3 separate regions of the Mus musculus genome follow, and regions 2 and 3 are each linked to region 1. The links are chromatin loops, found by intact Hi-C in ENCODE. Cell type or tissue: left cerebral cortex. All regions are shown on one strand.

The links. A loop is a pair of places that touch in the nucleus more often than their neighbours do. Peaks named below come from ENCODE experiments on the same cell type or tissue, not always from the same donor. Only the 100,000 strongest peaks of a DNase experiment are listed, where the experiment ranks them.
Region 2: a loop joins it to region 1, with 3.0 times the contacts of the local background. A loop is called at or near these places in 2 of 42 quality-filtered maps.
Region 3: it touches region 1 in a loop (2.6-fold over the local background); 3 of 42 quality-filtered maps call a loop at or near these places.

What each region holds. Positions count from the first base shown.
Region 1 is chr16:59,688,890-59,696,889 of GRCm38, forward strand. All of the region lies in intron 14 of Epha6 (Eph receptor A6), which reads right to left. Among named protein-coding and RNA genes, the nearest start is that of Arl6, 54 kb to the left of the region's middle. In left cerebral cortex, a CTCF peak has its summit at 4,615 (motif pointing right); DNase peaks (open chromatin) are centred at 425, 4,049 and 4,564; H3K27ac peaks cover 2,099 bases.
Region 2 is chr16:60,066,465-60,074,464 of GRCm38, forward strand. All of the region lies in intron 5 of Epha6 (Eph receptor A6), which reads right to left. Among named protein-coding and RNA genes, the nearest start is that of Arl6, 430 kb to the left of the region's middle. In left cerebral cortex, a CTCF peak has its summit at 4,112; DNase peaks (open chromatin) are centred at 1,919, 4,225 and 4,407; H3K4me3 peaks cover 597 bases.
Region 3 is chr16:59,833,027-59,841,026 of GRCm38, forward strand. Epha6 (Eph receptor A6) reads right to left here. Exons shown (of 18, transcript NM_007938.2): 12 at 6,216-6,341. Among named protein-coding and RNA genes, the nearest start is that of Arl6, 200 kb to the left of the region's middle. In left cerebral cortex, no CTCF peak of the experiment used is centred here; a DNase peak (open chromatin) is centred at 3,955.

The DNA.
Region 1 (8,000 bases):
ATTGTGGGAGTAGGGATGCCTTTGACTCCTTTGCCTTCCTTGGGACGCTTTCCCTCCTCTTTGGCCATATCCAGCATTGATGTGAGGTAGGGAAGGATGCAGTTGTGAGTGTAGGGGTTAGGTGGGGGGCGTGTGGGGGCTGGTTCTCTACAATGCCACCATTTGAAACCTTAGGTATTGCTATGCTGTTCCTCTAAAGCTATCCCAGTCTACTGTTCTCGCGATGAAATAAATACTTGTCTTCTTTTGAGAGTTATGTTAGAATGCACTACTCAGGAAGAATGAGGACAGACTAGAATGATTTCAGACAAATGTGAAGAGCCAAGCCATCAGCTTTGTTTCCCACTTGCTAAAACAATTTTAAGTGTGGAAAGGGCTTCTCGTTCATTTCTCGTGCTATAGGCCCAGCATTACACCACACGTCCCATTCACTGTCTAAATGTATAAGCAGCTGAGTGAATGCAAAACTTTCGTTTCCTTTAATAAAACAGTGCTATCGCACCATCCAAAGCTCCAAGAACTGGGATACTTTCAACCTACTTCCTCCTAAATTGCTCTGGAAAATAATTCATTGCTATCTGTTTCCCAGTACTCTCTTTCAATGAGAACATAGGTGCTACATCATTCAGTGAATAACACTATTCTGGAAGACATGTATTAAATTAGATTTTTTTCTATTCTGTGCTAGAAGGAAGATAATGCAGGACATAATGCTACTGTAATATGGAGAATTAAACACAGGTGTATTACGAGGATTGCCATTGTATTGCAGCACAGATAACTTCAACACTGCTCACAGCATAGAGAGGATTTTTTTTTTGGAAAAAGATCTATCACTCATTATTGCTTTGCAAAAATATTGCATGAGAAAGTCTCAATGGGATAGGCGATAACAATAGAGTTAAATAACTATTCTTAGCCTTTTCTAGACAGCACTTTTTCTTAGTGGCCTTCTCCTCTCTGTCTGTCTTGTTTAGGGTTTTACTGCTGTGAAGAGACACCATAACCAAGGCCTGTCCTATAAAGGACAACATTTAATTGGGGCTGGCTTACAGGTTCAGGCATTCAGTCAGTCCATTATCATCAAGGTAGGAACATGGCAGCATCCAGGCTGGCATGGTACTGGAGGAACTAAGAATTCTACATCTTCATCTGAAGGCTGCCAGCAGAATACTCTCTTCCAGGAAGCTAGAAGTAGGGTCTTAAAGCTCATGCCGACAGTGATACACCTACTCCAACAAGGCCATCCCTACTCCAACAAGGCCATACTTCCAAATAGTGCCACTCCCTGGACCAAGCATATACAAACTATCACACTGTCTCTCTGTCTGTCTCTGTCTCTTTCTCTCTCTCTCTGTCTGTTGGTCTCTCTTCCTTCTCTCTCCTCTCTTTCTCTCTCCCCCTTTCTCTTTATAGAATACTAGGCAACACAACCTTCTAGTCTTAGTATATTTTAATGAAGTTTTAAGAACCCGTGGTCTATGTGGTAAATCTGTGGAAACCAGCACAGAAGCAATGGCTTCAAATGTTCCACATAAATTGCAAAGTGAAGGATTAGTTATTTGAGGTCATTTGCTACCATTAAAAATTGAGAAATTTGTCTTACTGAGACTTGATATGCCAGGACTGGCTGATATTCCTGGATGGCCTCCCCTTTTTCTGAAGAGAATTGGAGGAGGAGTGAAGGAGGGATGGGAGGCAGATGGGGAGAACTGGGAGGAGAAGAGGGAGGGAAACTCTGGTAGGAATGTAAAGTATGTAAATAAATTAATATAAACTCTGAGAAACGTAATACTTTGAGGTGTTAATGATACAATTATTTGCATAAATCACATTTGCGAGTTGTTTCTCTGAGAGCCTGTGCCCCATTCATCTCTATTCATGGTTGGATGTTACTTTTGCAAAGTGTTTAGATCATGTTATTAGGCTCATAAATTGGAAAAACTGAGGCAAGCCTGTATTTATTCTAGCGTTATTTGTACAAGTCCTGCTTGGAACAAATTTCAAAAAGGCACAGAGTACATTGGTTTCTGAGGGGGAGGAGAACAGGTTGTAGACCCCAGTGTACAGGGAAGGCAGCTGTGGGGCTGGCTATCTGGCCGGCCTTGCAGCCCTCTCTTGTCACTAATTTGTTCTGTGACTCGGGACAGATGGTAGGTAAGGGCTCTGTAAGTTGAGGGCTCTGTAGCTTTTTGTAAAGGTCTCATATGTAATAATTTGTTAATCAGTGTAATTCTACAGTGGGTTAAACAAAAAAGTAGCCTTCCATCCTTTCTGAGGTAACACAGACAGGAAGACCACAGCTAAACTGGGCTTTTCTGTTTTACCCACAGGCACTTTACCTGGAGGATCCTGAGAGAGCCTGGTGCTTTTAGCTTATCAGAGAAGCAAGGTTTTTGTTTGTTGTTGTTTTTTTTTTTTCCTGGTTGTGGTGTTTTGCTGCATTGGTCCAGAGTGAAGCTGTGACCTCAAATTACCCAGTGTCAGAGAGGGTGATCTGAGGAGAGAGGAGATGCATGGTGATGTCTGTAGAAGCTGTCAGTTTAGGTCCAGCTGCTCCGGATGCTGAGCGTGCAGGAGTTCAGCTTCCTGGGGACCTAAAAGTGGTCCTCTGTGAGGACAGGCTAGTAACTTACATCCCACAGAGTCCAAAACTTAAATGTCTGAATGCAAAAAAAAAATGTTTAATACAGCTGACCCTATTTTAGGAAGAGTTGTTAGCTGAGAGGATTGTTAAAAATGCCAGAACATTTTTAAAAATGTGTTTAAAGATTGAGGGCAGTTTATAATCATTAGGTGTGGAGTTGAGAACATTTATTTCTATGTTTATTCAATTATTTCAAGTTTTCTTTTAAACTGTTTTCTTATGCAAGACAATTAATGATTCTTCAGGACCCAAATGTTCATAAATAGTATTGTTCTCTTGCTTCCGTCTGAAGATGCGCTGTCAGCCTCACCAGACTGACACTTGGAAGCAGGTACCTTCTGTGCCTTTGAAGTGTTCCCTTCACTCGCTGTTCCACTTGCTATAGTGTCAGTTGTACTTAGCTGACTGTGGCTCAAAAACTGTATAAGTTTTACATTTCATATCAAAGCTATGCATAGTAGTATGTATACAGTCTCAATCACTTGGGAGCGGCCACAGAAAGATCCCACAAATCCACAGGTTCAAGGCCACTGGGCTTACGACAATTAGGCTTCTGCATTAAGTGGGGAACTGGATGGGATAAATAAGGGAAATAGTATGAAATGAAAAGTTTTCACTTTTTAATGTTTTAATGTTCATCACTGTGTACACGGCTAATGACAAGAAGAGAAGAAGGGGGAATTTTTCAGGTCTGAATTTTCAGTTTTTAAAATACAATGCCAGTGGAAACACTGAAGGCCTTTGGTAGCATTCATCCACTCATTCATTCATTTGTTTATCCACCCACCCATCCATCCATCCACCCACCCATCCATCCATCCATCCATCCATCCATCCATCCACCCACCCACCCACCCATCCATCCATCCATCCATCCATCCATCCATCCATCCATCCATCCATCCATCCATCCACCCACCCATCCATCTATTCTATCCATTCATTCATCCATTCATTCATTAGTTCGTTCATTCGTTCATTCATTCATTCATTCATTCACCTATTCATTTTCTTTAGTGTTCCTTTGATCAAATACTTTTGAACATCGCTCTCATGCTAAGTGCTCAGGTTACAAGGAAGATATTTTCCCAGTGATATCACCTTAAGGTTGATGCGGGCTAGTGCTAACAGCACTAAAGTCTCTGCCAACTTTACTTAGCATCAGAAAAGAAGGGATGAGCACTTCAGATGGCTGTGGTGAGGGGGAGAAGGGCATCTCCACAGAGTTGATTTGTAGAGTTTGGGAAGCAAAGTAAGAAGTTAATAAAGAGGACGGCCAGAGCATCTCTTCAGAGAAGTAGCAAGCTCAAAGGGACAGCAGGTGGAACAGCACCAAGCATCCACGGAGTTACAACCTTTCTGAAACGGCTACTATTTGGAGTCCAAGGAAGGAAGAGATGGCTCACAGTCTGAGGTACCAGAGACTTGGCTAAGCATTCAGAACAGTGAACATTACGATTTCGTGATGCTCTCTTCACTTAGAACACCTTCCCAGAAACTGAATTTTACTATTTTGGTTGTATCTGCTGCTATTTCTCTGTGCGAAATTATATATGTTTTGGTTTTATTTTTCTTTGTTTTCATTCTACTTCTATTTCTTATGGCTTAAAGGTAGGCATCTTGTGGTAAAACATGGTCTAAATAATCCATTTTAAAGAAGTGTACAGGGATACCATGGATTCTAAATCTTCCTTTTGACCTTTTGACTAAATGTCTAATAAAAAAAATGAAATTGCTTCAGTTCTGGCAGAATCACCCGCAGTACGTGTGTGCAGTCATGCGTCATGCGGAGCAGGTTGGAAGGTCTAATTTTACTTGCATAAAATATTCACAATTTTACAGCAGATTTTCCCAGTGAATACATTTTGGGAAAGCAATGCTTTTTGAAATGAGCCTCCAGCTTGTTTTGCTCTGCTTTAAGTATATCATTTGGGTTCTGAAGCCTTGTTCTCACGGACAGCAGATGGCTTCGGAGGACACTGCTGGAAGTGCTGAACACCATGGCATGACAAGATCTGGATGTACTTGCCTGAAAGCAGAATGAAGCAAGAGAGAGGTTTTTTATTTTATCGTCTTCAAATATTATCACAAGCCAACGGCAAAGGATAGTTTCAAATAAAAGAAAGCCCATCCAGATTTTTTTTTTTTAAAACAGTTCTGATATCTTAGGCCTATTTCTTAGGCAAACCAAGATGCTGATGCCAAGTCTGGGTTTCTTCTTTGTAGGAGCAATTTCAGAACAAATCAAAGGCCTTGGATACATTGTGTGGTTCCATCCCACCGTCCCTTTGAATTTGCTGTTTTCTCTGAAGAGAAGCTTTGGCCTTCATCTTTTTAATCAGACTCCTACTTTCCTTGTCAGGTGTGCACATGGCCCCGTTATGAAACCCTTCTTTGCCTTGAGTGTCCCTCCATATTTCCCATTCTCCTCTGTATTGCTCCTTGAGTTCATTCTTCTTTCTGGTTCTCTGCTCCCGTCGCACTGTGTTTGTGCTGACAACTTCTAATTGTGTGTTCAGGCAGAGAACTTGTTAGCTTGTTTCTATGACGTTTTCTTATCACTTAAGAATGATCATGGTCATAATAGCTGATCAGGTAAGGTTAGTTAAATGATGATATAGCACAAAGCCACAATAGTTTACTCATCTAATGGGTGATGAATGACACGTGGTAAATGATTCTGTGGACGGCGAAGAACACAATGATGTAAGTGAGGGCTTCCTAGAGATAATGGGAACTAAGCAAGGACTTTGTGAAAGATTGGATTGTAAATGAATTGTGGGTAAGAGAGGGGTTAGGCATAGGAGAGTAGAAATGTGCCTAAGAAGAAAGAGATGGAGTAAGAGTTGCTGAGCTATGTGGATGGGGTGCGATAGGACAAAATAGTGTGGCCCGGTGGATGGGGTGGATGGGGACAGATGAGCTCAGACGAGCAGGTAGGGAGAAGTCAGCAAGAGTTTCCTATGTCATTCTAAGAACTTAGACCACACTTTATGCCAATAGTAAACCATTAAAAGGCTTTCTGCATAGGAATGGTAAAATTATGATTTTTATTTGGTTTTGGTATCTTTTTAGATGACTTTGGCTCTAGAGTAGGGATAGAGAGAGATAGATTATAGTGACAATTTTTTAAAATTTTGGTTTCTTTAACAAAACACTGAAATATTATAAGAATATGTTTTCATTTTAATCCCAGGTGTGAGATATGGAGATACTTCAGGAAGTCCACAGTCACTGACTATCATTTGCCTTGGGCTCTGGTAGGAGCATCATTCTCTCAGTTTCAGGTAGTTTCTGCAAGTATGTAGTATGTGGAATTCTGGGCACTTTTTGCAGGGTATGTAAATGCTATGGCCCTGAGAGGTGAGGTGGGTTGTGGATTGGTTGGTTGTTTTTTGGTTGTTGTTGATCACAGTTTGTTAAGTGGTCATGTGCAAGGAAGAAGCAACAAGAAGAAATTAAATTTTCTGGCAGCAAAAGTCCAACTTGCCTCAATTAAGTAATACCCGTACTCAGTCTAAAAGTAATGTCACCCCCTTCCTGACCCATGACTTTATTCAGGGATATCTTTCCTTTTCTCACTATCTTTTTTTCTCCCTTATCTAGAGTTAGGAGATTGAATGGGTAAAAGAAAAAGAGCAGCAAGGAGTGGAAGAAAGAAGAACTCACAAAGTAGCAAACCCTGACTATAATGTATAGAATCAGGTGAATCTTGTCATGTTTAAGAAGCTGGAAATATTATTTCATAATTTTATAGCAATCACATGACATCAACTTTTTGCACATTAAAGGCTTACTTCAATGTTTGCATCACGTACTGTCCATTTCACAAAGAAGAGTGTAGGACATTTACTCGGCTGAACGCCATCTAAACACAGGAGTCCAAATCCGCCATGTAAACAATGTTGGGGTTTATGTTTGGAAAATTCTCTTTTAACAACCACCATGTACAGCACGGCTGTCATTTACTTATACTTCATGTTTAAACATCAGTCTCCAACAAAAAGAAGACCAACAGGAAGTTGTGTTGACACATAAGAGAGACTTTGCTTTGGAGAAGCACTAATGCGATATAGAGCATAGAGCTTTGTTATGATTTTACCATCAACCATGAGGAATGAGGGAGGGGGACAGTGGCATGATTCAGGCTGAGTGAAGTCCCTGAGATCCACGAGAACCCAAGGAATAATTCTAAGGGTGACGCTGAAGCTGACCCAAGAGCAGGGGTGTAGGGTTAGGGTTTAGGAGGCTGTTGGTGCTGATGTTCAGGTCTGAACACCCAAGAGCTCTGATGAGGAAGGATCGGACAAGATGCATGTGCCAGGGATAATTCAACCTTCTTCACTGTTTTGTTCTACCCAGTTCTTAAATGGATTGGAGAATGACTGCCATCTTTGGTGAGGGTAAATCTTCTTAATTTGGTTGGTTGAACGCTAATTTACTATGTCAGTATATACTCACATCCAGAGACACTGTTTTACCAGTGATCTTGGTATTCTTAGGGTCAGTCAGTTTCACACGTATACTTAGCTACCACACTACCGAGTTCCTGTATTTTGTATGATTTAGTGATAAGCATTTTTGTTTTATTGTTTTTGTAATATTCATTTATTTATATATTGATTCATTATATAGACAAGCATTGTGTGAAAGGACGAAAATTCACTTAGCATGGTTGTTTTTCTTTTCCGTGTCCTCATCTACGAAATTCTATAGGTCCAATTTCTTATTTTCCTCCTGACAACAAATTTGCTCAGGGAAGATGACACGTGGGTTTAATGTCATCCTCTATAGCAATTAGACTCAAGGTCAAACTACTGTAGCAGCTCAGGGGACCAAAACCAGCAGTTATGGTTTGCATTGACCTCATCCGTTATTTAAGCACAAAGCAAGATAATTTATTTGGGGGCGTGTCCTGCTTCTCTCTTGGTGCCCTGGTGATGAGCTAGTCAGAGGCGGTCAGAGGGCTTTTGAGATGTATCCCTTGCTCTGTGTGCTCATAGAGTTACTGTTATGAGTAAACACCATTCATAGCATTAACCCTGCTCTCATCTATTTCTGGTAAACAGAACTGAACTTAAAGCAGAGCCCTGAGAATTCAGGAAGGAAAAAAAAATACTTGCAGAAAAATGACTGGGTGTTAAACCCCAAAAGCCACTTTTGAAAGTAACATTCCAGGAAAGCTCCTTCTAAATTAGTTTTATTAGAATTACACTGATCATCTTTTTGCTGTGAATGTGAGCTCAGTTGCCTCCAATTAGGCTTGGATAGACATTTGCAAGCAATTGAACATCAGGACCCTTTGGCCCAGTTTTGCATTATTGACAAGCTCTTCCCAAATAGCTTCTTCTTG
Region 2 (8,000 bases), 380 kb after region 1:
AGATGAATATACCTTCAAATATCTATTCTATATGAATTCATGATCCCATTATGAAAATTAGGCATGTTTTAAAAGAATAGTTGTCCTGAACAATAGAAGAATAATGCATCTTTGTCTTTGTCATTTTATAAAGTGTTCCCAGTCTGTTTCCTTTTCAAAATTTGAGATACTTTGCATAGATTTACATTATAATCTTCTCTGCTTTTTTGTACCATAGAGATAATTTCTTTATATCTCCATAAGTTATTTTCAAAATACTTCCTTGAGTTAATTGTGTTAGCATATTTTTAATGCTCTTATCTCTGAATTTCCAACATTTTCCCAATGGAAATATGAGCATTCTATAACAAGCTTGTCCACAATCACCATTGTATCTTGCAGCACCATAGCGACACGGGCCACTGGCTTGGAATCAGTGAGAAGTGTGTGGAGGTACTTGCACAGATCACTCAGAAGCCAGGATGTGGGAGTGAATGTAACAGAGGAAAAGTGGTCTAGAGAGCTAAGTGCTGTGGTCTCCTGAGCCTGTTTGAGGAATCCTGATCCAGCTGTACACAGCCTGAGATCTTAAGTGGTTCCCAGCAAACTGGTCAGACAGAAGAGAGGACCCAAGCTGATGGCTATGGCTGCTTTCTCTACCTGCAGGGAAATGCCCCTGGGTGATCTACTCCCTCCCTTATAGTCATGATCAAGCAAATTAGATTCAACAGGACAGCTATGTAATCCTCTGTTTAGCCCCTGATTATATAACCACACTCTTATTGGCTAAAAAGTTGTATATAAGTTTTTGTACTGAACAATAAAACTTAGATCTGCACCCTGAGATTGCTGGTCTCTGAGGTCTGAAAATGCGGTGGGCTCTGTCTCAGCCCCCACTATTTCCTGGTCCTGGTTCTGACAGTGTGAAAAAAAATCACTTTATCATTAGTAAATAGAAACATTTATTTTTATGTCATGAGTTATCTTCAAGCAGTCAGAGACTCTCTGACCTTCTTTCTATTTTCATGTTTCGATGGAAGAATATTTGCTAATCTAATACTTTTTTAGGAATTTAGCATAGATAGCTTTCCAAAGCTGAGAAACCGACCAAGCCAAAAGGAAAATAAAGAAATTGAAACTTTCCAGCTTAAAAACTAATCCTTTACTTATTATAATAAAACATCTTGTTTTAGTAAAATCAAATCCACTGGGTTTTGTATTTTCATTTTTTTTTTTTTTTGCAAATTAAAAGACAACTACATTTCATGTAAAGGGGTGTTTTGCCTGTATGTATATCTGTGTATCTATGCATCCCCAGTACCCTCAGATGCCAGGGTAACTTTGCACTGGAATTACAAGCTGCCATGTGGGTCCTGGGAATCAAACCCGGGTCCTCTGGAAGAGCAGACAGTGCTGTCAAGTGCTGAGCCAGCTGTCAGGCCCCTCTACTTATTTTTTAGGTGAAAGTACTACTTTCATATTGTATAATTATATATTATATATGAAATTATAATGCATTTAAAATTTGTTAGCATTTAATTATCATTTGACAAGTTTTATTACTTCTGGACCTTAATTGATTCATCAACAAAAATTGCCTCATTTTCCAGGTATAGAAAATAATGAGCTAAAATGTAAATGTCATCAAATTGGGGAAAAATTATACAATTAGAAATCACCTTAGCTAGAATTACCAATTGGGGGACAGCTAATTTCTCAAAATAAAAAAAAACTGAAAATTTAAAAGTATGATGAATGTATAAAACACATATATTTTATTGCTGCAGTGGTGATTTTTTAAAAAATTTTTTACAAGTTTAGAACTTTAAAAGAAACCACATAGTGCTTTTTTTAAGTCTCGGCATCTAAAGTGAATCTGCACATTTATAAGATGGTAGGAGTATGGGGGAGTGTGATGTGCAAAGTGAGAGAAAAGTTATAAAACAACATGGGCCATTAATTAAAAAAATACTAGATGCCTCCAACTTGGTTGTGGTGATATTTATACACATGGGATGAGTTAGCAGCAAACTGCTTAGAGTGACTCAGTATCTCAGTCCAGTAAAGCCAACAAAACAAAACAAAATATTATCTTCTATCTAGTAAATTTTTATTTTTAAATTACAATAATATCTTTAAAACAAACTATCTTATTTCAAGAACTTAACAAAACATCATCTTAGCTCATAATTATCGATATCGTTTCTCTTTATTGGTTATTTTATTTATTTACATTTCAAATGTTATCCCCTTTCCTGTTCCCCATCCCCTGCAAACCCCCCATCTTATCCCCCCTTCCCCTGCTTCTACAAGGGTGCTCCCCCATCCCCCCACCCACTCCCACCTCCTCACCCTGGCATTTCTTAAAAACAAGTGCATTTGTAAATGGTATCCACATGCATGTGGCTCACAGAGGAGTCATCAGCTGTTAGTCTGGCTCTGTACTGACATTCTTCAATTTATATAATAATATGAAATTGCAGCAAAAGCTAGCTAAAAAAATGGACTTTGTATTTTAAGAGAAGAAGCTTTATGAAAATTAGACTTGTAAGTGCTATGGATTCGCTTCCTGGGTATATCAAGAAATAAAAAATCCTTTCCCACGGCACCCCTAAGGTGCACAAACAGACAAGAAAATTAGAGTCATCTTTCGGCAGTAGAAAACAACCCGTGGATGTGTCCTCGGGCTTTTTAGAAGAGTTCGCATTTAAGAGACTTCCATTCATACACGAAATAAAATAGCAGCAATTACCATTTTCCCCCTTTAGATAGAAGAGACCAGCTTAAGACTGCTTTGATCACTTCAGAGGGAATTGATCTTGTACTTCTGAGCTCCTAAAGAATTCGCTCACTGTCCCTCTGACATCTAGAAATTGACCGCCATCATCCAACAATGTAGCTGCACACCCTCCTTTGCAGAATGTGCAAAAGTATATTGGGCTGTACTTCTAATTTCCTATGCTCCTTCTAGCACACTAAACCATCCTCTATACAGCATAACCTTGTAGATCCAGTTATCTTTACTCTCTACAGGTGAAGAATTGGTCTGGAAATCACTGACCCACAGTCACACATTATGTGAAAAGTAGACAGCACTCTAAAGTGATTAGTTAGAAATTTCACTTCAGCCTTAACAGTATCTTTAAAACCTTGGGATTCTCATGAGACCTGCTATGCTGCCACACAAATAGACTCAGTTACCTTTTACCTAAATGTTTCTTTTCATCTAAATCCTGTTCCAAGACTTAACTAAGGAGTGTCTCAGAAGATTTTGCTATAAATCCTTGGGGTCACCATATGAGAACTTTTCAAATAATTTACATGTTTTATGTATATGGTCATTTTACACAAGTAGAATTAATGTGAGTATTAACAATGGCAAAGATGGAAAATAAAAAAGTCTTTCTAAAATGCTGACATGTGATCTCAGTGTTAACAAAAATATGGAATGTATTACATTATAATTCAATTATATATTATTCAAATCCATTTAAGTCAGTCCCCATGTGTTTGACCATTATTTAATGATTTCATTTGAAAAATAAATATTTGATCAAACAGCAAGAGCAAACATAATTCTCAGTTAATTATTGCAAAACCATACCTTATATTTCAATGAAAGGTTTGGAAGGAGTATGGGGGAGGGTAGCAGCGCTGGTACTTATGATCAAGGCACAATGCATATGTAGAAAAATGACATAATGAATTACATGAATTTTTATGCCAACTAAATATTCAGTAAATAGTAATAAAGAAAGAGAATTGTCCCCAGGATCATTTTTTTTTATCTAGTTCTAAAACTTCACCCAGTCCCATTTCTTTCACATCTACAAACTAATCTTATTTCCTTTAGGGACCCCCATGGTCAATAAAAGTTGAGTGGGCAGAAGTCTGCTCTATTCCACAGGCAGTGTAGGGCACGAGAACTTTCTCTAAGTTTCCATATATTGTTTTTCAAATAATCTAGTTAAAAAACAATAAGCCAGCATTATTGTGTTTTTATGTCATTGTTTTGGGCAATCAGAAGCTACGGGTATCTGCATGTATGTACAGTGTGACTTGAGTAGAGTTCCAAGATGTACAAAGGTTTAAAGAAGGAAGGTATATTCATGCTGCTTTTCACCAGAAGGGGTGCTGAGTGGTTTAGGAATGTGGAAGTATTCCTGCCGAATCACTAGCGACAGAACTGCACAGTTTTTCTTATTCTTTCACTTAAGAGATCGCGTAAGTTGGCCAGCATTGCTTCTGTCTTGAGCAGTAAGGGAAGAACTCGTAGACTTTGCTTAGCACAAGCCAGGTGCTTCTGCTGCTGCCTTGAAACATTCATGGCTTCCCGAGGACAGGGGTGATTTTGCTCTCATCCCTGATCAATTAGCAGAGTAAGTTACAGACAAGGAACAACACCTGGCTGAGCCCTGAGTTTCCTTCTCATTTTCTCCAGCTAGTAATTGTGGCGTAAAAAGCACGACTCATGTGGAGAGGCGGTTTTCCCACATTGGCTGCTAGCTCATCCAGGACATATGCTATACTTTCTTCCACAGAATTCTGTGATGGCTTTGTTAACAGACCAAATGGTATCACTTCTTACTGATTAAGGAAATTAAAGAATAGTAGAGTCTTTAAAAAAACTGTATTCTGACTATCATCCACAATGTATAGTATCATAACTCTGCAAGATTTAATGATGCTCCATTTAAAATGTGACATGCTGTGTATACTATACAATCTGAATGACATTTCTAATTTCTAGGTGGAAATTATCACTTGGTTTAAACTCAATTTAAGGGTTTTTTTTTTTTTTTTTGGTCTAAATTCACAGGATGAGTTTATAGGAGCAAAAAAATATTGGTTATTTGAGAATTAACATATTACTTGTACAGTATGAATGCAAATGTAAAAACTTAATATTAATTTTTAAAACATTATACCTTAAAAGAAAGATTACACCCTTCTGGTTTCAATCTGAGCTCTGGAGCTGACCCTATGCCACAGCTCTCTGTACCCAGATCCTGCCTGGAGAGAGCAGGTCTCCCAGGAGGGCTGACACATCTGAGAGCACAGCTCTCCATACCTAGATCTTGTCAGGAGAGAGCTGGTCTCCCAATAGTGCTGACACACCTGAGAACACAGGTGAGAACACCATTTATGCTCAAATTCCTGGCCCAAGAGGGACTTGCCCAGAGCCATCAGGACACAGGAACCAAGGAACAGCCAGGGACAGGACCCTTTCAGATTCTATCTGTGCCCGGGAGCTGACCCTGTGCCACAGCTCTCCATACCCAAATTCTTCCCAGAGAGAACTGGTCTCCCAGGAGTGCTGATACACAGGCTTACAGGAAGAACAAGCCACAGTCAGAGACAATAAGACCACATAACACCAGAGATAACCAGATGTTGAAAGGCAAGCACAAGAAAATAAGCAACAGAAACCAAGGCTACTGGGCATCATTAGAACCCAGTTCTCCCACCACAGCAAGTCCTGGATACCCTAACACACCGAAAAAGCAAGACTCTCATTAAAATCACTTCTCATGATGATGATAGAGGACTTTAAGAAGGACATAAATAACTCCCTTAAAGAAATACAGGAGAACATAGGTAAACAGGTAGAAGCCCTTAAAGAGGAAACACAAAAATCCCTTAAAGAATTACAGGAAAACACAACCAAACAGGTGAAGGAATTGAACAAAGCCATTGAGGATCTTGAAATGGAAATAGAAACAATAAAGAATTCACAAAGGGAGACAGCCCTGGAGATAGAAAATCTAGAAAAGAGATCAGGAGTCATAGATGCAAGCATCTGGGAATTACTTAATTAAAGAACTGACATTGATTTCCGCCCCCCCCCCAAAAGTGATAGAAGAGAGAATCCCAGGGGCAGAAGATATCATAGAAAATATTGACACAACAAGGAAAATGCAAAATGCAAAAAGCTTATGCTTTTAAAATCAAAAATCAACAAATGGTACCTCATAAAATTGCAAACCAAAGGACACTGTCAATAGGACAAAAAGGCAACCAACAGATTGGGAAAAGGTCTTTACCAATCCTACATCTGATAGAGGGCTAATAACCAATATATACAAAGAACTCAAGAAGTTAGACTCCAAAGAACCAAATTACCCTATTTAAAAGTGGGGTACAGAACTAAACAGAGAATTCTCAACTGAGAAATACTGAATGGGTGAGAAGCACCAAAAGAAATGTTCAATATCCCTAGTCATCAGGGAAATGTAAATCAAAGCAACCCTGAGATTCCACCTCACACCAGTCAGAATGGCTAAGATCAAAAACTCAGGTGACAGCAGATGCTGGTGAGGATGTGGAGAAAGAGTAACACTCCTCCATTGTTGGTGGTTTTGCAAGCTGCTACAACCCTTCCGAAATCAGTCTGGCAGTTCCTCAGAAAACTGAACTTAGTAGTACCTGAGGACCCAGCTATACCTCTCTGGTCATATGCCCAGAAGATGCTCAAACAGGTAATAAGGACACATGCTCTACTATGTTCATAGAAGCTGGAAAGAACCCATGTGTCCTTTTAACAGAGGAATGGATACAGAAAATGTGGTACATTTACAGAATGGAGTACTACTCAGCTATTAAAAACAATGACTTCATGAAATTCTTAGGCCAATGGATGGATCTAGAAAATATCATCCTGAGTGAGGTAACCCAATCACAAAAGACTACACATTGTATGTACTCACTGATAAGTGGATATTAGGCAAAGAGCATGAATACCCACCATAAAAGTCATGGACCACATGAAGCTCAAGTGGAAGGAAGACCAAAGAGTGAATGCTTCAGTCCTACTTAGAAGGGGGAACAAAATAATCAAGGGAAATATAGTGTGGAAGGAACTTGGGAGGAAGAGAAGAGGGGGAGGGGAAAAAGAGGGGAAGAATTGGGTATGGGAGGAGATGTACAAAGGGTCAGGAAGCTGAACAGAAGTGTGTAGCAATGGGGGATGTGGAGCTGGGGGTAGCAACCAGAAAATCCCAGATGTCAGGAAAGCAAGAGCCTCTCAGGACCCCACAGGGATGACATTGGCTGAAATACCCCACAAAAGCCAGGGACATCATGTGGAGACCATATGCAGAGTTTAGGCATGGCCTCCTGGTTGAGGGATGGGGCCACCTACCCATCTCCAAAATTTTAATTCAGAATTGCTCCTGTCTAAAGGATATAGCAGGAACAAAGAGTGGAGCAGAGACTGAAGGAAAGGCCCTCCAGAGACTGCTCCACTTGGGGGTCCATCCCGCATGTAGACACCAAACTCAGACATTGTTGTGGATGCCAAGAAGTGCTTGCCAACAGGAGCCTGTTACAGCTGTCTCCTGAGGCTCTGCCAGATCCTGACTAATACAGATGTGAATGCTCATAGCCAACCATTGGACTCCAATGGAGGAGTTAGGGGAAGGACTGAAGGAGCTGAAGTTGCCTTATCTGGCATTAATGGGAGGATCGGCCCTTGGTCTTATGAAGGCTTGATGCTCCAGTGTAGAGGAATGCTAGGGTGGTGAGGCAGGAGTGGGTAGATGGGTGGGGAAGTACCCTCATAGAAGCAGAATAAGATGGGATGGGATAGGGGGTTTGCAGAGGGGAAACCGGGATAGGGGATAACATTTGAAATGTAAATAAATAAAATATCCAATTAAAAAATAAGAGAGAAAGCCTTATAGTACCAGGGGTTAAATAGCAAGCAATGGATAGCATGGAAACAGAAGTACCTGTCATGTGCAAAAATGACCTTAGCTAGTAATGCCATAGAGGCCATGCCTGTCAATCAATGGATTGTAGCCAGCACTGTTCAATCTGGCTAACACCTATGGCATAAAATTTTGATCTCTATCCTGAATGGATGTGCTATTTTTCCTTAATAATTTATAATTACGGCATTTACTATATTTTTGTGGTCTATTTTGATATACAGGATTATTATTATTATTATTATTATTATTATTATTATTATTATTTACTATTTATACACTGTTCTTTACATGCATGTTTTTGCCAATTTT
Region 3 (8,000 bases), 140 kb after region 1:
GCTATATAAGATTTATATTTTTAAGATGCAAACTTATTCTAATGATAGTCAAATAAAAAGAAGCTTTTATGTTAATAAGACGGCTTAGCTAAGGTCAAAGGGTAAAGCTTTTTAAAGGCTGTGAATAGACATACATAAGTGGATGAGAGATTATTTAAAGGCTCTTATAAGATTTTTCATGTCTCTCTGGCAGACAAGAAAAAACTCAAAGCGTGTTCAAGAGTTTGCTATCAAATGTACTGCGCAGCCACTTTTCTCCTGTTTTAATGTACTATATAATGGCGGTCGCGCGCTGAGCTCTAACACTGAGCAGAATGTTGAAAGTAGATATCTAGTTCTGTGGAACCAAGTGCTTCCTTTTTGAACTGCCTGCCACCTGGAGACACTCCCAAGCCTGAACGTTACAAGTGTTGGCACACATGAACATGTATCCATCTTTTGGGGGAAGAGATTCTACTGTTTAGCCTTTAATTTTCTTTTATTTTTCAGTGTTGGGCATGGAGATGAGGATAAAGAACTACCATGCATTCAGGTGTTCCATTACAAAAGACCAGTCTCACTTTCTGCCAACAAATAAAAGAGCAACAGTCCCACTCTACTGGGTGACTTGTCCATAGGATTCCTTCAGTTCATAAACGGCATTGACATTTCTCAAGCCTAATATCTGCAGGTTGTTAATGACATCTTCAACTTAGTGTATGTTCCTATCCTTACTTCTAAAAATTCCAAATATATTTTAGGCCTGATTTGTCATCGTTTCCCTACTTTTGGGGTACTTCCATAGTTAATTCCAATAATCAGAGACAAGCACCGACTCTTCTAAGCCCACTGACTTTGAACAGTAAGCAAGCTGACAAAAATAAGATCTAGATTTTGATCTGGCTTTTGCATTGATTGTAAACTGCGTCCTAAGTGGGTGCTTAAACAAAAACTCCTGGAACCTAGCACTACAATGTTGCTAACATATAAAGGGGGCATTTTCCCTTAATAGATTAGCAGGCAATCACAGATGCTATCTTCCTTTTGCTTTGATGGCTGGGTATATTGTTACTCCATCTCTGACCCTGCCCTTCAAGGCTTCTCTTACCAGAAGCTTCAGTAATCCTGGGTGCCTGCCTAGACCTGCCTGAGTCTGCAACTTAGTTTCTCTTCTTAGATGCAATTCTTCTGAAGCCTGAAACTGCCAAATCTTTAGAGCAAGAGAGATCTTTAGAAACAATAACACAAGTAGTAGAGACTGAAGTGGGGGGATGGGGGGATGGGGGAATGGGGAGGGGATGAAGTCGCTACTAACAAGGCAATGAGAAACAGGAAGTTAGTACTATGGAGGAAAGCGTATCTTTCTTCTTCTTCTTCTTCTTCTTCTTCTTCTTCTTCTTCTTCTTCTTCTTCTTCTTCTTCTTCTTCTTCTTCTTCTTCTTCTTCTTCTTCTCCTTTTTACTGTACGACATTTGAAAATATTTGGAACTTGTCCTCACACTTTTCATCTTTTACAGTTCCCTTCAGCTCTTGACTTAAGCAGGAACATGGGCACTCTCATCTGTAATTCATCCTGGGTAATTGGCAATTCTTGCTACTGCAAAATATTCAGCAGATGAGCAACAGATTTTCATCCTGAAAAGCTCCTACTTATAAAGAATATTGTGTCAGGCATATATGAAGTACATGATACGTTATTAAAATAAGGCAACTTCTGTATAGTCTTTGGAAAATTAATTTAATTATCACCATCATCGGGAGAGCTATTTCCAGTAGAAGCTGGTTTGCTGTAAGTGACTGGGTTTGAAATGTTTCAGGCTAAAGTCCCTGCCCCAACCCCACTTTCTGTAGCCTCTTAGCTTGCCTGAAAATATGAAGAAACCAAATGGTTTAATTTGATTTTTTTCTGAACCACTGTTTGATCACATTTAAAGTTTAATGTATACTTTTCCACTGTTGATTTCCCATGGTGCACTGAGTTCATGTGAAATTTCTTTAACATATTCTTTACTCCATTCAAAGCTGCCACTGAGTCATAATCATTCGTGCTATTTCTTTTCTGCAACCTGCAACCTTTGTATGTGCCCAGAGTTAAGAGCATCATCGCCACCAGGCTCAAGACTTCCTGTGGCTTCACACTTATCACTCCTGGTCTAATTTGAACACCTGAAGTGTATGTTTCTAAAAAGTTCTTTTAGATTGGATAACAGTGCATACAAATTCCCCTAACTCTGTATCAGATAGTGTTTCCCGTGAAATACAGAGAGGGAAATCTTGACATTAGTTAAGTGGGTTGGGGAGCCATTTTCATATTTACTCAGGACTGTGAGGCCTTTGCTATGAAAAAAAAAAAAAACGGTACAGTAGAAATGTTAGTGACAGGGTTGGGGATTTAGCTCAGTGGTAGAGGGCTTGTCCAGCAAGCACAAGGTCCTGGGTTTGGGCCTTAGCTCTGGAAAAAAAAAAAAGACAAAATAATAAAAACACCAACCCCACAAACAAAACCAAAATAAAACAAAAAACAAACAAACAAACAAAAAACAAAACCAAGGTAACTAAGAAATGCTAGTGACATACACAAAGCTGGTATGTGAGCCCACTTTCTATTGTAGCCAGCCAAGGGGCAAGAATACAGATGTAAAACGGTTTGGATCTTTGAATTTAAGAGGGATTAAAATCTCTTTCTGAGAAAATAAGCAAGTGATATTAAACAGTATTAGCTATATTCCCCCCAAAACTGCATATCATGTGTTTGAGTCGCCTAGTGCTCATATTTATACTGTTATTCGCCTAGTGCTCATATTTATACTGTTATTCAGTTCCAGGTAAGCAAAGAAAGACTCTAACCAAACCAGCCACTTCCCCTGAACCTAACACACAATGAAGACTCTGAGAGGTAAATGAGCAGATGAGGCACATTCATGGTACAGGCAGGCAAACTGAGATGTTTTCTCTGGAGTAACATCAGTTTCTAAGATTAACCACCGAGGAAATAGTAGGAGGATTTTCCATGCTTATTTTGGTCTGAATTTACCCATTTAACGTTCCTCCTTGCTCCTCCATATTAGCCAACATATCCTAGTGTCTCTCTCTATCCTAGACTCAGAGAAATAACCCTTTCAAAATGACTTGTTTAGAAACAAGAAATTCACAAATGATCGACTGTTGTTACACAGATACTGACAAGCGTGTCTGTTTTCTCTCTCATGATCCAGTGGTTGTTCTAAGACGGGGAAGTTACGGGTTAGAAGGAAATGCTGTAGAAATACTGAGGCTTCATAGCAGGCTGTGATGGGAAACAAAGGATCACCGATACTCTACAAAACATACTTGCGTATCTCATTTAAATTTGATTAACAGGAACTAAATTAACATCTGCACCAGAACAGATTTGCTAATACATCAATGACACAGGAAATATCTTGAGGGACTGCCAAGTTCTGTGGCATATAATCAATTAGCAGACGCCCAGCGGGCATCGCCCTTCAGCTGGTTCTAAGAGCGTCCTGGTAGCCATGGGGAGGGAACACGCTTCCTGTCCTTGGTTTAACATCCTAACCCTGAAGGACCATCCATGCAGCATTACACAACAAAGGGATACTTCGCTGTATTAAAAGTAGAAAACAATAAGAACTTCGTGTGAGGATTGCATTACTTCTCTTAAGACAAGATTACGAAGGAAATTCTTGGGAAATTAACTAGGGTTGAATGAGAGAAAAATACAAATTACCTTTGAAAATATGGCAGCCTTTGGTGGTTAGGGGAGAAAATGTACAGGGATCACTTATGCGAGGGTTTTGTGTCAGGAAGAGCGAGCTGAGTTAATTTCAGGTAGGAGGAACAGGAACAAGTTGAGGTTCATAAATGTTTTATGCAGTAATTTTGTTTCACCTGATTTGTATGTAAGTCATGAAAACTGAATGGAGCTTTTTTTTTCCTCCTACGAAAGCTGGAGGCAAATTTGGCTTAAAGCCTGGAAGAATAGAGTGTTGGGGACGCTCTCTCAGATCCTTCTCTGGAAGGCAGTATTTTGTGTTTGTGCCATGGAAATACCATCTTCCTTCTGTCATTCCCAGTGGCTAAATGACAAGGGCTATTTCAATTTTTTGCTAGTATTGCTGAATAATTCAAATCACTGTTAAACTTCATAATATCATCTCTGCCAGATATATCTAAATTCAATGTACCATGAGTGTCTGCTGCCCACAGAGACCAAAGAGAGTGTCAGGTCTTCTAGACTAATATTAAGGATTAAACTACTAAAGTACAAATTGGGTGTATCTGCGCAGTTTTAGTCAGTGAGATATTAATTATAGAAACTGGAGCTATATTTAAAAATTATAGTGTAAATTAATTTTCCAGAAAGAAATTACACATACACTGAATGTTTTACAGAGCTGGTTGACTCCTTGCAACATTAGGGAAGTTGGAATGTTGTAGGCCTAAACCAAATAGCTGGAGTTATCTTACGCAGACAAAGGGATCCAGAGGGTCTGAGGCATTTATTGTTCAAACTGTGTGTGACCTTAATATTCTTGCACTACGGTAAATCCTTCTGGGATGTAAAACAGACCTTCTACCAACCTAAAAGCTAAGAGCACTGTCATATAACATGTGAGGTTTGCAGTAGTGCCTCTACTTTGGTGTAACAGCCTCTCTATGCTGTGATGCCTTTAAAAAGTCCTTATTTATAGCTTTCTTTGTTTCGTTACTATAAAAGTTCATAAACGGCTGGAGACATTGCTTATACATTCAAAGTACTTGCTGCTTCTGCAGAGGACATGGGATCAATTCTCAGCACCCACATGGCACTCACAACCCTCTGTAACTCCAGTTCCAGACAACCTCTTTGGTCTGTGTGGGTAGCAGGCACTCGAGGTGCATTGATATATGCAGAGAAAATACTCATACACATAAAATAAAAAGACATTAAATCCTTAGAAAAGCCTCCACTAAATGACTACTTTGCTGGAACATGAATTTCAGGCATCCTAAATATGTGATACTGGCCCATAGTCACCCTTTGTTGTTTCTCTATTAAAGCATTTCTGTTTGAGGTGAGGGCTGTGATTTGTCTATACCACCAGTAATTAGTTCTGAGAGCTTAGTTGATGTAGATTTCCCCCTTCTCTTTGGCAACAGAAGTAGAAATTCTCCACACCATTCTCCCCAATCTGTTTCTGAGGAGATAAATGGAGCAGAGTATCATCAGAACTAAAATTCCTAAGATCATTTTGGTATCTACTTTTATCAATAGTACTGTCAGCCATAAATTCTCTAGCCACAGCATTAAAGGACAATACTAAAGTAAAGGACATGAAAGCATATTTACTACTAGTTGATTTTTATATATTAAGGCAAGAGGGAAATATCAGAATAATTGCAAGAGTAGTTGGCATGCTGTTAAGATAAAGCAAACAAATGCACATCTTGGGACTTCTGAAAAATCAAGATTTCCAGTCTAGGCAAGTATTCTATTACCCTGTTAAGTGGGCCAGATCTCTTGGATACATTACCACATTAGCATAATTTATACCATACTATTACTTAAGATAAATACACAAGAATTTTGATTAAAGACACCAGGAGTCAGCATTCACATAAGTGCAAAGTAGATCTGTATCATTTGGGTAAATTGCAGGAGGGCAGCTCCAGACTTCACTGAGTTACGGGAGGCAAGGATCTGTGACAAAGGGTGCCATGAATAACCCACAAAGAACTTTACTAAATTCTGAGATCGCAGTTCAGAACGTTACATATGTTTTCTCTTATTTCATAATTTTGGTCAGATTATTATTTAAAGAGAAGACTGCATATTAATTTTCTATCTCAAACATTTCTTCCAATTTTTGTTTGCTGGCCTTTCTTCAAATCATTTTCCTTTAGTGAAATGGAACTTTAGTTAAATCTCTATAGACTTGTCCAATTATACTATCTGTCAACATACTTCATTTTCAGTTTTCTTTTGTGGTTCATTCCAAGTGGCAAGGTGGCTCTGGTGATTGCTTATGTAAACCTTATGCTGAGGGGGCACTTGGGTACCAGTCCCTTTCCCCGCTTTGATGCCATTCCATAGCACTAGATATTACAGATGTGCAGGCTGCATTGCAAAGAGTCATTTACACTTCTTCTCAACATCTTTTAGAAGTATTCATTTCTGTATTATTTTTCTGTCAACTGTGAGAAGAGCTCTATTGGTTCATGTGGTGGTAGAGATATCCACTTGGAGTGCCTACCTGCAGGAATCCTGGGGGGCAGAGAGCCTCCTGCAGTCACTGGATGTGGCGCTTGGATGCCATTTAAAAACCCAGCCCTTAGGAAGCTGGGGCAGAAGGCTTCCACCCCAATCGCCGGGAAGGATCCTTAGAAAAGATAAAAATTGACGTCAGTCAAAGTCTTACTCATGGAAAAGTTAATGATCTTTTACATTCAATTAAACCTCAAATCAATAATGATAAAAAACTTCACAAGAAAGTTATGAAATTAAAGGATTTGGGCTATTGTTTTCCCCCCATAGATTTGTAAGACCATTGAATTATTCTTCAGAAGATCTTCTTGCTAGTTATATTACCCTGTTGAGTTCTATAATAAAATTTCCTCTCCTTCCTCTCTCCCTCTCTACCTCTCCCTCTCTCTTCTTGTCTCTCTCCTTCCTCTTCTCCCTCTTTCTTCCTCCTTCCCTCTTTCCCTCCTCTTCTCCCTCTCCCTCCCTCTTTTCTTCCCCTCCTCTCTCCCTCCTCTTCTTTTCTCCCTCCATCCCTCTCTTCCCACCCTCCTCTCTCCCTCCCTCTTTCTCTTTTCTCTTTTGAGATAAGGTCTTACTAGGCAACCTCAGCTGACCTGGAACACTCTATGTTGAACAGGTTGGCCTCAAACTCATAGACACTCACCTGCCTCTGTCTCTCAAGTACTGGTATTAAAGTTATGCACCACTACGTTTAGCTCAAAGTTAAATTTATATTTAGTTCCAAGAGTCAGGTTATGAAATGATGAGACAGACATGAATGTCAGTCTCTGATATCATCTGCATTATCCACAACCACATGAATGAGAAATACACAGAAAATTGTTCCAATAACATCTTAAAGCTATATTGTGTCTAAATAGCACAGTGCTTTGCTCTGGAAGTATCAATACCAATGGCTAAAATGAGCATAGCCTTTTATATTTATACATATTTAAAATATGTATAAAACAGTAAACATACACCACTGTTCTTAATTCTTCACACATTTCTCTTGAGGACATGATGAGAGTTTGCAAAGGTAGAACCATTTTCCTTTATCTTTTTATGAAGTAAGACAACAGAAAGTATTGGAAAATTATCGATCAAATTATATAATGAGTCTCTGAGCAAAAGGGTATTAGTGTAGAAAAGCACTTTCATCAAGGACCAGTGTTCCTTAAACTAACAAATTGAGTTCTAGAGATGAGAAGCGATATCACAGATTTTCCCAAGGACAAACTCCACTGTGAAAATAAACAATGAAAAAAAATCCCTATTTGAGAGATTGCTATCCTTTGTATATGAGTTGGAGAATGAAACTCTAAAATATAAACATTAAAAACTGGTAATTCAATGACTTGAAGATAATATAGTCACTCTGAAGAAAATTTATTTATTATTGAGTGGACAACTCTAGTAATCCAGTTGGGAAATCTAAAGTGAAATTCTAGTTGAGCACAGAAGACATAATTCACCAAGGGCATCTATCTCATTTAAACCTCTAGAGAGCCTACTAGGGTGAGGAATTGTATAGGCTGTGTCTGAGAGGGGATGCTTCCCATGCTCTGGTTTAGCAAGTCCCATATTTGTGGAGAGACTTTATTCTGTCTTGTGCTTTGAGTATAAAATATCTTTTAAAGGCTTGTGTCCCTGAACACTACTAGTTAGTGGTGTTTTAGATGATTGTGGAACACGTTAAGGATGGAGTTTTGCTTAAAGAAGTGGATCACAGTGGGAAGACTCTGAAGTTTGTCCTTAGTTCCTGCCTACCCTGAAGAAGTACTGTGATTAGCTT